Linked DNA regions of Homo sapiens: region 1 is linked to region 2. The links are chromatin loops, found by intact Hi-C in ENCODE. Cell type or tissue: OCI-LY7. All regions are shown on one strand. Each heading gives the region's core, and the rest is flanking DNA. Links, peaks and the distances in the headings are about the cores only.

Region 1 (5,382 bases), core at 277-5,276, 240 kb after region 2:
GAAGTTCTGCCATTTGGAGACTGTAACAACTGTATCGTGACTGTGGTTTGGCTGCCAGCATTGAGATTCCTATTTGGATTTTGGAGTCATTAGCTGGGATGAGATGTGTGCTTGTGTCATCTTGAATGCCCACTTTAGCTGACTGGTGGTGGCCTCCCAGGACCGTACACTTCGTTTGAGAGGATTGTGAGACCATCCATGGGAAAGAGCTCCATTGCCTCATCACTCATGTCCTCCAGTTGGTCTCCAGGTGAGGAAGAGGTGGGGCATGTGTGTGAGGATGAGGATTTGCCCTCCCAGCCTTAGAGAACATTCAGAAGGCCACTGTAATTGAGGTCAGGGCGGTGCAGTGAGACGGCAGAGTGTCACGGATGTAAAAGATTATTGCAGAGGAAGATGTAAGACTTGTCACTGAATTAGACCTGGGAGGTGACTGTGGCTTTGAGTCTGGCTGACTGGCAGCACATAGCTGTAGCAGTTGTGTAAACAACTAAGTTAGGGGCTGGATGGAGGGGAGGGTGGATGGAGCCATTTTTGGACCTGCTGACTTTGAGGTGGCTAGTCTATCCAAGCAGTTATAAATGTGGCACTGGAACTTCTTTCAAGAAGTTTGGCAAAGAATAGAAATTGGGCAGTAATTGGAGGGAGCAGCAGTGTCAAAGGAAACATGGAGACAGGTTGGCAAGGGCCTAAGATGTGCGAGAGAGGAGGGTGATTCATGGGGCAAGATCCCAGCAGTTGCAAGAGGGGAAGGGATTGAGAGTAAGGTGACAGAGTTAGCCTGGAATTACTCATGCTATGTGGGTAGATGACAGGTAGCCAGCCCCTTGCTCTTCATGTAGGCTGAGGTGCTCATTAGCCCTTCCATTCTCCGTCCTTTTCACCCCCCAGTTGTCTGGTCCCTCTCTCCTTGCATCTGAGTGTGCTTTCCTGCTAGGCCATCCTGGCTTGCACATCGTGCTCTGCCATGGTTCCTCCTCTCCATTCCAGTGTCCCCCAAGGGAACGGTTTCCTCTGCCGTGAAGCAGAGGCCATTCTCCTTACGGCCTCCTGATCCCTGTCTCAGCCTTTCTCGGTGCCCAAAGAATTTCTGTGAAGCTGTCTCATGCTTTCCAAACTTTCTTAACTTAACTAGATCCTTTTCTTCTTCCAATCAGAATCTTTCAACCAGTCTGCCTTCCTCTCAGGCCTTTTCTTTCTCCTGCTTTCTGTGTTCTTCTCCCATTCGTGGCCCTCCGGCCCCCTGTGGACCCTTCGTCATCATCACATCCCTTCGTAAAGTCATGCCCATTTCCAGTTTTGAGGACTTCTCGGAATAAATGTTAGTATATCTAAAACTCAATTATGTTTTGGTTACTCACGTTCCAGCCCAGTGACTTATACTCAAGCCATAAAGCAGTGGATTTTAATGGCTGAAAGGTCAGCTGGAAATCATCTAATCCTGCGCTTCCCAACATCTGTTCTTCCTGAGAGGTTAATAGGCACTTGGAGGAAAAAAAGGTTGTGTGATCAAGTAAGTTTGAGAAATGCTGGTTTCCACCAAATTAAACACATTTTTTTAAAACCACAGAGGTTTAATGTGTTCATATGCCGTGTGACTCCCTCAGGAGCAGGAGGGAGTGTATCCCATGCTTATTTGTGGAACCCTTCGTCAGAGGGCACCATCGATCTGTCCTCTGCCACGTTTAGTGGACGAGCACACTCGCACACCCTGAGCGTCTGATGTCAGTCACTGAGGTTGCTCATCTTAGATAGGCTCTGGGGACTGTTTTGTAGCTCCAGCAGGAGCCATTGTGACAGTGCCAGTTGCTGTGATGTTTGTGAATCTTTAACCATGCGTTTAGCAAAAGTTTTGGCTCTGCTGTGAACTGGTGCCAAGGGAAAACTGCTCTGAACTTTCCCAAATGAAAAATAAGAATTAGACAGGCAATCTGGTGAGACCATAGCCAGTGACACGCCTTTTACTAAGGAACACCGAGCAGCGCACTGTGGCCCCAGGAGGAAGCTGGACTCTCACTCCTGAGCCGGGAGTTCCAAGCCCTTCCGATTCAATTCCATTTCCCACATCTCTCCTGGATGAGCCCGGCATCACGGCCGGTCAGAGCCGCCTGCTGTTTTCCTGAGCATGACGTCCGAAGAGCCACACTTGTGGTCCTCGTGATGCCTTGCTGCTGTTGGCAGTGCCCTTTTGCAGCTACAAGCCTGGGGGACGACCACGTTTACTCAAGATTCACACCTCCCAGCCTCTCCAAGCAGGCTGCTTTCTCCTCAGAGCTCCCAAAGACACCTCTACACAAAAATTCCGATTTAAAACCTAGTGCGTTCCTTTAACTATTTGGTTTTAGTTTGTCCTCCTCAGTGGACCCCCATCTTTGAGGGCAGAAACCCCCTTCCATACACCACTGTGCCCGTGGCCCTGCCCTCATGAAGGGCTCGGCCTGGAGCAGGTGTGGGCAAATTTTGTGCGATGAATGAGTCCTCCCTGGTGAGGCTGACTGGCCAGCAGATGCTGCAGGAGAGCTACCCATGTGGGAGGTTCCTGGAAGCCTTTCAGAGACAAATGGCATTTGAGAAGGACTTGGAGGAAACCCCTGAACTGGCAAGCGAGAGAGGGAAAAACCCTTCCAGGTGAAGGTCGAGTGGAAAGGTAGATAGAGGTGTGGCAGGGAATAAAGGAACAGAGATGGTAGGAGAGATTCCATCCTGGGCAGAGCAGAGAAGCCAGGTGGGGCAGAGGAGCGAAGGAGACCAGCGATCGGGCAGGAGAAAGAGTGGAAGGAAGGTCTTGAAGGAGAAGTGCCAGGAGGTGGACAGGGCCATGCAGCTGCAGGGGCACAGTTCCCATACGACCTCCAGCTGCCCAGTGGTTTTCTGGCAGTCCCTCAGCCAGATGTTTGTATAGTACCCAGGCCAGGTGCTGCCTGGCTCTCAAACATTTGAATAACTGAAACCATCTCAGAGGAGGTTGTATTTTTAGCCAGGGGCTGTGGTAGGCAATAGTTCCAGTCGTCCTGGCTACTAGAGTGGCAGGGAGGCTCTGGTGTCTGAGTAGGCGTTGGATTCTCATTCTGACTTGCCTCTGACAGGCTGAGATGCTGGGAAAGCCCCTCGATCCTTCCAGATCACCTGCCTGAGTGGTGGGGGGGCAGGGGTTGCAGTCTGAGTTTGGTCTCTTTCTGAGGGGGCAATGGTAGAAGTTTCCCTTATGTGGCAATGGGAGGGAAGGGGCCGGTTGGGAGAATCCTTATTTCTCCTTGATGATGGGCATTGGTTCTTAACCCACGGGAACAATTTATCAGCTTCATTGATCCCTAATGGTTCAGGGTAAAACCTGCTACACAAGGTCACAGTCCAAAAAGGACCCATGTCTTTTTTTTTTTTTTTTTTTGAGACGGAGTCTCTCTCTTGTCACCCAGGCTGGAATGCAGTGGTGCGATCTCAGCTCACTGCAACCTCCGCCTCTCTGGTTCAAGCGATTCTCCTGCTTCAGACTCCTGAGTAGCTGGGATTACAGGCACCTACCATCACGCCTGGCTAAGTTTTGTATTTTTACTAGATATGGGGTTTCACCATGCTGGCCAGGCTGGTCTTGAACTTCTGACCTCAGGTGATCCACCTGCCTTGGCCTCCCAAAGTGCTGGGATTACAGGCATGAGCCACCACACCCGGCCTCATATGTCTTTTGACCCCTGGGGTGCTGCTAGCTATCAAACTGGGCAGTCAAATGTGGGATGCATTCCTTTCAATGCTGCCTCGTATCTGCTCATTCACTGAGCAGAAGAAGCTTTATGCTCCAACAGGGACTCACGGACAAAGACCAGTTTTTTCAATTATCAGATAGGTTCACAAACATTATTGTTTTTTAAAAATTTATGGTAAAATGTACTTAACAAAATTTTCCATTTCAACCATTTTTAAGTGTACAGTTCTGTGGCATTGGGCACATTCACACTGCTGTGTAATCATCACCACGTCCATCTCCAAAACTTTTCCATCTTCCCCAACTGAAATTCTGTTCAGAATTAACACTATTGTTTAATTAACATAAAACAATAACTTCCCATCCTTCCTGCCTTCCAGCCCCTGACAACCACTTCTTTCTGTCTGCTTCTACTTTCCTGCGTATGTATGTATGTATTTATTTTTGAGACAGGGTCTTGCTCTGTTACCCAAGTTGGAGTGCAGTGGTGCAACCACAGCTCACTGCAGGCTCAAACTTCTGGGCTTAAGCAGTCCTCCCACCTCAGCCTCCTAAGTAGCTGGGACTACAGGTGTGTGCCACCACACTCTGCTAATTTTTTAGTTTTTATTTTTTGTATAGACAGGGTCTCACCATGTTGACCAGGCTGGTCTCAAACTCCTGGGCTCAAGTGATCCTCCCACCTCAGCCTCCCGAAGTGCTGGATTACAGGCGCGAGCCACCACATCGGGACCTACTTTCTATCTATGAGTTTATCTATTATAAATACCTCTTAGAAGTGGAATTATAAAATATGTCCTTTTGTGTCTGGCTTATTTTGCTTAGCATCTATGTTTCATCCATGGATGAAACTTTTTTTTTTTTGAGACGGAATCTTGCTCTGTCGCCCAGGCTGGAGTCCAGTGGCGCAATCTCGGCTCACTGCAAGCTCTGCTTCCCGGGTTCACGTCATTCTCCTGCCTCAGCCTCCCAAGTAGCTGGGACTACAGGTGCCTGCCCCCACGCCTGGCTAATTTTTTGTATTTTTAGTAGAGACGGGGTTTCACCGTGTTAGTCAGGATGGTCTCGATCTCCTGACCTTGTGATCCACCCGCCTCAGCCTCCCAAAGTGCTGGGATTACAGGCGTGAGCCACCTCGCCTGGCCCATGGATGAAACTTAGCAATATTTCATCCATGTCGTAGCATGCATCAGAATTTCCTTCCTTTTTTAAGGCTGAATAATATTCCATTGCATGTGTATACAACATTTTGTTTATCCCCCAATAGAATATTACTTTTTTATTTTTTAACTTCAATTTTTATTTGTAGTTGACAAATAACAATTGTAAATTTACAGGGTACAATGTGATGTTTCGATATATGTATACCTTGTGGAATGATTATATCAAGCTGACACATCTATCACCTCACATACTTATCCTTTTTTGTAGTGAGTGCATTTAAAATCTATTGTTTTAGCAATTTTGAGATATATAATACATTATTATTAACTGTGGTTGCCATGCTGGGTAATAGATCTTGAAGAATTATTCCTCCTGTCTAACTGGAACTTTCTACCCTTTGGTCAACATCTGTGCATTCCCCACCCCTCACCCCCAGTATCTGGTAACCACCATTCTACACTGTAATTCTATAAGTTTGACTTTTTAAGATACCACACATAAGTGATATTATATGGTAT
Region 2 (5,382 bases), core at 258-5,257:
CTTTGGAGGCCAAGCTGGGCGGATCCCCTGAGGTCGGGAGTTCGAGACCAGCCTGGCCAACATGGTGAAACCCTGTCTCTACTATAATACAAAAATCAGCCGGGCATGGTGGTAGGTGCCTATAATCCCAGCTACTCGGGAGGCTGAGGCAGGAGAATTGCTTGAACCTGGAAGGCGGAGTTTGCTGTGAGCCCAGATCACACCATTGCACTTCAGCCTGGGCAACAGAGTGAGACTCTGTCTAAAAACATAATAATAATAAATTAAATTAAATTAAAGTGTGTGGTAGTGATAATGGGCTGGAGGGTATGGTGAGTCTATGTTGCTGACATGCTAACCCACATCCTGTCTACTTCATCAGTATTTCCTATTGTATTAGAAAGATGAGAAGGTTCCTTAAATTTTTAACTCCATAGAGGTGATTCATTTACTATAAAGCCTTAAGAAAAATACTTACCCTATCTGGGCCTCTGTTTCTCCATCCATGAAATGAGAACATTGATCATAATAGAAAAGTAGGCAAAGAATATAATCAAGCAATTCACAAAACTATACACGCAGATGACTAATAAAATTATAAGAAAATATTAAGCCTCACTTATGACAAAAGAAGATTAAATTTAAATAAAAAGTTCCTTTCTAAAAATGTAACATAGTAGCAGAGATGTAATACCCAGTGGCAATAAGAATATAAAGAAACAAGTATTTGAGTGTAAAGATAGTCTGAAGTAGTAAACGAGGGCAACTAGGTGTATTTATCAAAGGTTTTAAAAAATGCGCAAAAACTTTTGACCCTGCAATTCTACTTTGAGGAACTTTCCTACCTGAATTTTTGACAAGCACACAATGATTGACCCTGGTAAATTGACATAAGGTATTTTTAACTCCAGCCAGTTTTTTTCTTTACTGTAGTAATTTGTGTGAAGCTTTCTAAGAAGTAAATATGTAATTTACTGTCAAAGCTTTTTTCTTTTAGAAAATCTAAGCCATGAACATTTAATATGTTTTCGTTTTACCTTATATTAGGAAGATAATGGCAATCTTTTAAAAATAAAAATTATTTCTTTGTTCATATCTTAATTTTTGTTTCAATCTGTCTGTCCATTTTGGTCTTGTCTATTTTACCTCTGGGCTCTATCTTTACTACAACCAGTCTTCCTAACTCTTCTCCCAACTTTCAGAAGTAGTTTTCTAACTATGTCAATGAAGTATTTCCAAATGAAACTTGCCAAATGGTCTAATGCCATAAAGACTTCTGCTTCTGTCTTCATTGGATTTTAGTCAGTAAATTTTCTTTCTTTTTTATTTATTTGTTTATTTATTTATTGAGAATGGAGTCTCACTCTCTCTGCTCACTGCAACCTCTGCCTCCCGGGTTCAAGCAATTTTCCTTCCTCAGCCTGCCAAGTAGCTGGGACTACAGGTGTGCACCACCACATTTGGCTAATTGTATTTTTAGTACAGGTGGGATTTCACCATGTTGTCCAGGCTGATCTTGAACTCCTGACGTCAGGTGATCCACCCACCTCGGCCTTCCAAAGTGCTGGGATTATAGAAGTGAGCCACTGCGCCCAGCCCATATTCAGAAGTTTTCTACAGTTTTTTTGTTTTGTTTTGTTTTGTTTTTTTGAGATGAAGCCTTGCTCTGTCACCCAGGCTAGAGTGCAGTGGTGTGATCTTGGCTCACTGCAACCTCCACCTCCCAGGTTCAAGCTATTCTCCTGCCTCAGCCTCCCAAGTATCTGGGATTACAGGTGCCCGCCACAACGCCTAGCTAATTTTTGTATTTTTAGTAGAGACGGGGTTTCACCATGTTGGCCAGGCTGGTCTCGAACTCCTGACCTCAGGGGATCCGCACTTTTGGAGGCCGAGGTGGGCGGATCTACAGGATTTTAAAACATGAAGTTGTGCCTCTTCCCAAATTTATTCTCAGACTTATTTTTTTACTAGTTTTATTTCTGAATGGCACATTAGAGAGAGAGAAAGCCAGAGAGAGAGAGAGCGAGAGAGAGGAAAGAAGAGACAAGGTGGGACCGATGGTATAATTGAGTTCATAGAAAGACAGTGAAGTGAATCATGGGTGTTTCATCACTTTACAAAACTGATAACAATAATATCATTTCTAGAAACGTGAATTTACAGTATGAAATGGTAAACATTTTTTTTTTTTGAGACGGAGTCTCACTCTGTCGCCCAGGCTGGAGTGCAGTGGTGCAGCCTTGGCTCACTGCAAGCTCCACCTCCAGTGAGCCATTCCCCTGCCTCAGCCTCCCCCAGCAGCTGGGACTACAGGTGCATGCCATCACGCCCGACTAATTTTTTGTATTTTTAGTAGAAATGGGGTTTCACCGTGTTAGGCAGATGGTCTTGATCTCCTGACCTCGTGATCCACCCGCCTCGGCCTCCCAAAGTGCTGGGATTACTGGCTTGAGCCACCGCGCCCGGCTGGTAAACATCTTTTTATAGCTAATGGGCACTTTTAGGCTAACTGAGCAGTGAACACTATTAAATATATGAGAAGCTTTTTAAACCACCTTCCACTTAATTCATAACTACTTGTCAGGTTGAGACTTTCTTTTCTCTGTTAACCATGCCAATTTTTGCTCAGAGCATGCTGAAAAAGCTACTAGATTACTGTCACATATACCAGGCATGGCTCTGTTAACCTGTTTAGTTGTATTATTGCTGAAAAGTTATTTATTCCAGCTATTCTTGATATTTTAATTATATATTTTTATTATTATAAGAAACCAATGACATACTCATATGAAAAAATATCTCTGTGAAATAAAGCAAAATGTTTTGGAAAAGGGATGCAGGTAAGTCATTTCAAAATTGCTGTTGTTAATGCGGGAGAGGATTTGGAAAAATAGGAACGCTTTTATACTGTTGGTGGGAGTGTAAATTAGTTCAACCATTGTGGAAGACACTGTGGCGATTCCTCAAGGATCTAGAACCAGAAATACCATTTGACCCAGCAATCCCATTACTGGATATATACCCAAAGGATTATAAATCATGCTGCTATAAAGACACATGCACACGTATGTTTATTGCAGCACTGTTCACAATAGCAAAGACTTGGAACCAAACCAAATGCCCATCAATGATAGACTGGATAAAGAAAATGTGGCACGTGGCCAGGCATGGCGGCTCATGCCTGTAATCCCAGCACTTTGGGAGGCCGAGGCGGGTGGATCACCTGAGGTCAGGAGTTCAAGACCAGCCTGGCCAACATGGTGAAACCCCATCTCTACTAAAAATACCAAAAATTAGCTGGGTGTAGTGGCAGGCACCTGTAATCCCAGCTACTCAGGAGGCTGAGACAGGAGAATCGCTTGAATCCAGGAGGCAGAGGTTGCAGTGAGCCGAGGTCATGCCATTGCACTCCACCCTGGGCAACAAGAGAGAAACTCTGTCTCAAAAACGAAAAAAAAAAAAAAAGAAAATGTGTAACATATACACCATGGAATACTATGCAGCCATAAAAAAGGATGAGTTCATGTCCTTTGCAGGGACATGGATGAAGCTGGAAACCATCATTCTCAGCAAACTAACACAGGAACAGAAAACCAAACACCGCATGTTCTCACTCATAAGTGGGAGCTGAACCGTGAGAACACATGGACACAGGGAGGGGAACATCACACACGGCCTGTCGGGGGATCAGGGGCTAGGAAAGGGATAGCATTAGGAGAAATACCTAATGTAGATGATGGGTTGATGGGTGCAGCAAACCACCATGGCACATGTATACCTATGTAACAAACCTGCACGTTCTGCACGTGTATCCCAGAACTTAAAGTATAATTTTAAAAAAAGTAAATCCAAAAAAAAATTGCTGCTGTTGAATTAGGTTAACAGTTACTGAATATTGGGAGACTTTTTGAAACCTCACAGTTTGAAATTGGCATTGTATTTCAAATGTCTGCATACTGACTAGCCCCACTTTCACACAACCAGAGCTGAAAAGGATGTGAAAAAGACAATACTGAACCTAAGTCATCAGATTATATGGTGATCTTTGGATCTCGTCTAAATGAAAAACCAGCAAAGCAGCTTCAAAGCAGCAAAACACTCTCTATATACTTTCTTTATTCTTTAAGAAATATTTTAGTTAATCACCTAGCAGACTTGAGTGTCACATAAAGGGGCTTCTTCTATAGTTTCTCATAAATAATTTGCTGATTCTGGGAACTCTAAAAGGTAAATATTTTATGTAGCATGTGTATATTGTAAATTATTTATAAAAATGTTTTAAAAGACCTAATCCTGAAATAGTAAATAACTAAAAATTTACAAATACTATTCTCAAATAGTAAATAAGTATATATGAGCTTTCAAGTTAGAACTAAAATTTCCATGATGTGATATCTATTTTAAGATTTGTTTATCAAGGAATATTGTAATTTGGGAGGATTTTTTAAAAGCAGATTTTATTTTTTCTGCCCTTCACAAAAACTAAATCTGAGCCTTGGGAAATCAGGGCAGCTGCATCATGATGTGACTTGCCTGGGGTTTGGTATTTTGCTGAGATACCTGCCAGTTGGAATTAGAACCCTATGGGTATAACTAGGGTAGACTTAATTATTGGCTTACTGTATTTAAATCAAAATGAAAAGCTCATACAAAATTTTGTACCCGTACTCTGAAAAAATGTGGAACTGTTTTTGGACTAAAATTTTATAGCTTTTGTGGCTAATGAGGCATGAAATAAATTGGCAAGCTCAAACTGTTCGGAGTACAGTGGTACAGTGTGCATTTTCTAATTCCCAGCCCTTGGGATTCCAGCAAAGGTCACAAATTAAACAAAGTCAGGATTAATCAAGACTATAATCAAATAAAACTCAATCATTAATCCTCTTCTGACTTACAATAGAGTGATTGTGTAATTGTGTGAGAAGCACTGGAGAGGGCTCTTTTGTAGTGCGTAGGAAAATCAACATTAAGGTGTCAGACAGAAAAGTGAAACCCTGCAGGTGAAGCTGTCTCTGGAGCCAAGAGAAACTGGCAATTTATGCAGAGTTGCAAGTGAAGCTTTGGAGCATTGAAAGGCTGTTGGCACTGAGCTGCAGAGCGTGTGGGTCTCTCGGTGAGGCCTCCACAGAGATCAGTTTACGGGCTGCAGCAGGCCGTTTGCTGAGAAGCTCAGTGTTTGGGTGCAGCAGCTCCAAGCAACAGTCTCTCCAAGTTAACTGCCAGAAATTTACTGTGTAATTCTCAGCTCTTTGTAATTTTGAAGAAGAGGTTATGGAAAAGCATTTCCTCTGTGGGAGTAATTATGTGTCAGAAAATGCCATTCCTCAATAAAGGGGGAAGGTTCACAAAGCACAGAACTTTGTCCTATTTATTCCATGTTCCTGACTTCTGAACTGATGCTTG

What was found. Peaks named below come from ENCODE experiments on the same cell type or tissue, not always from the same donor. Only the 100,000 strongest peaks of a DNase experiment are listed, where the experiment ranks them.
Region 1: it touches region 2 in a loop (7-fold over the local background); 2 of 110 quality-filtered maps call a loop at or near these places.

What each region holds. Positions count from the first base shown.
Region 1 is chr12:1,551,644-1,557,025 of GRCh38, forward strand. No RefSeq gene overlaps it. Among named protein-coding and RNA genes, the nearest start is that of FBXL14, 40 kb to the right of the region's middle. RefSeq lists enhancers at 2,625-2,694, 2,755-2,814, 3,095-3,194. In OCI-LY7, for the core only: no CTCF peak of the experiment used is centred there; DNase peaks (open chromatin) are centred at 1,768, 2,238, 2,508 and 2,938; H3K4me3 peaks cover 1,640 bases; H3K27ac peaks cover 3,053 bases.
Region 2 is chr12:1,313,740-1,319,121 of GRCh38, forward strand. The region is part of intron 15 of ERC1 (ELKS/RAB6-interacting/CAST family member 1); the gene reads left to right. Among named protein-coding and RNA genes, the nearest start is that of LINC00942, 180 kb to the right of the region's middle. In OCI-LY7, for the core only: no CTCF peak of the experiment used is centred there; DNase peaks (open chromatin) are centred at 2,272, 3,982 and 5,062; H3K4me3 peaks cover 756 bases; H3K27ac peaks cover 3,443 bases.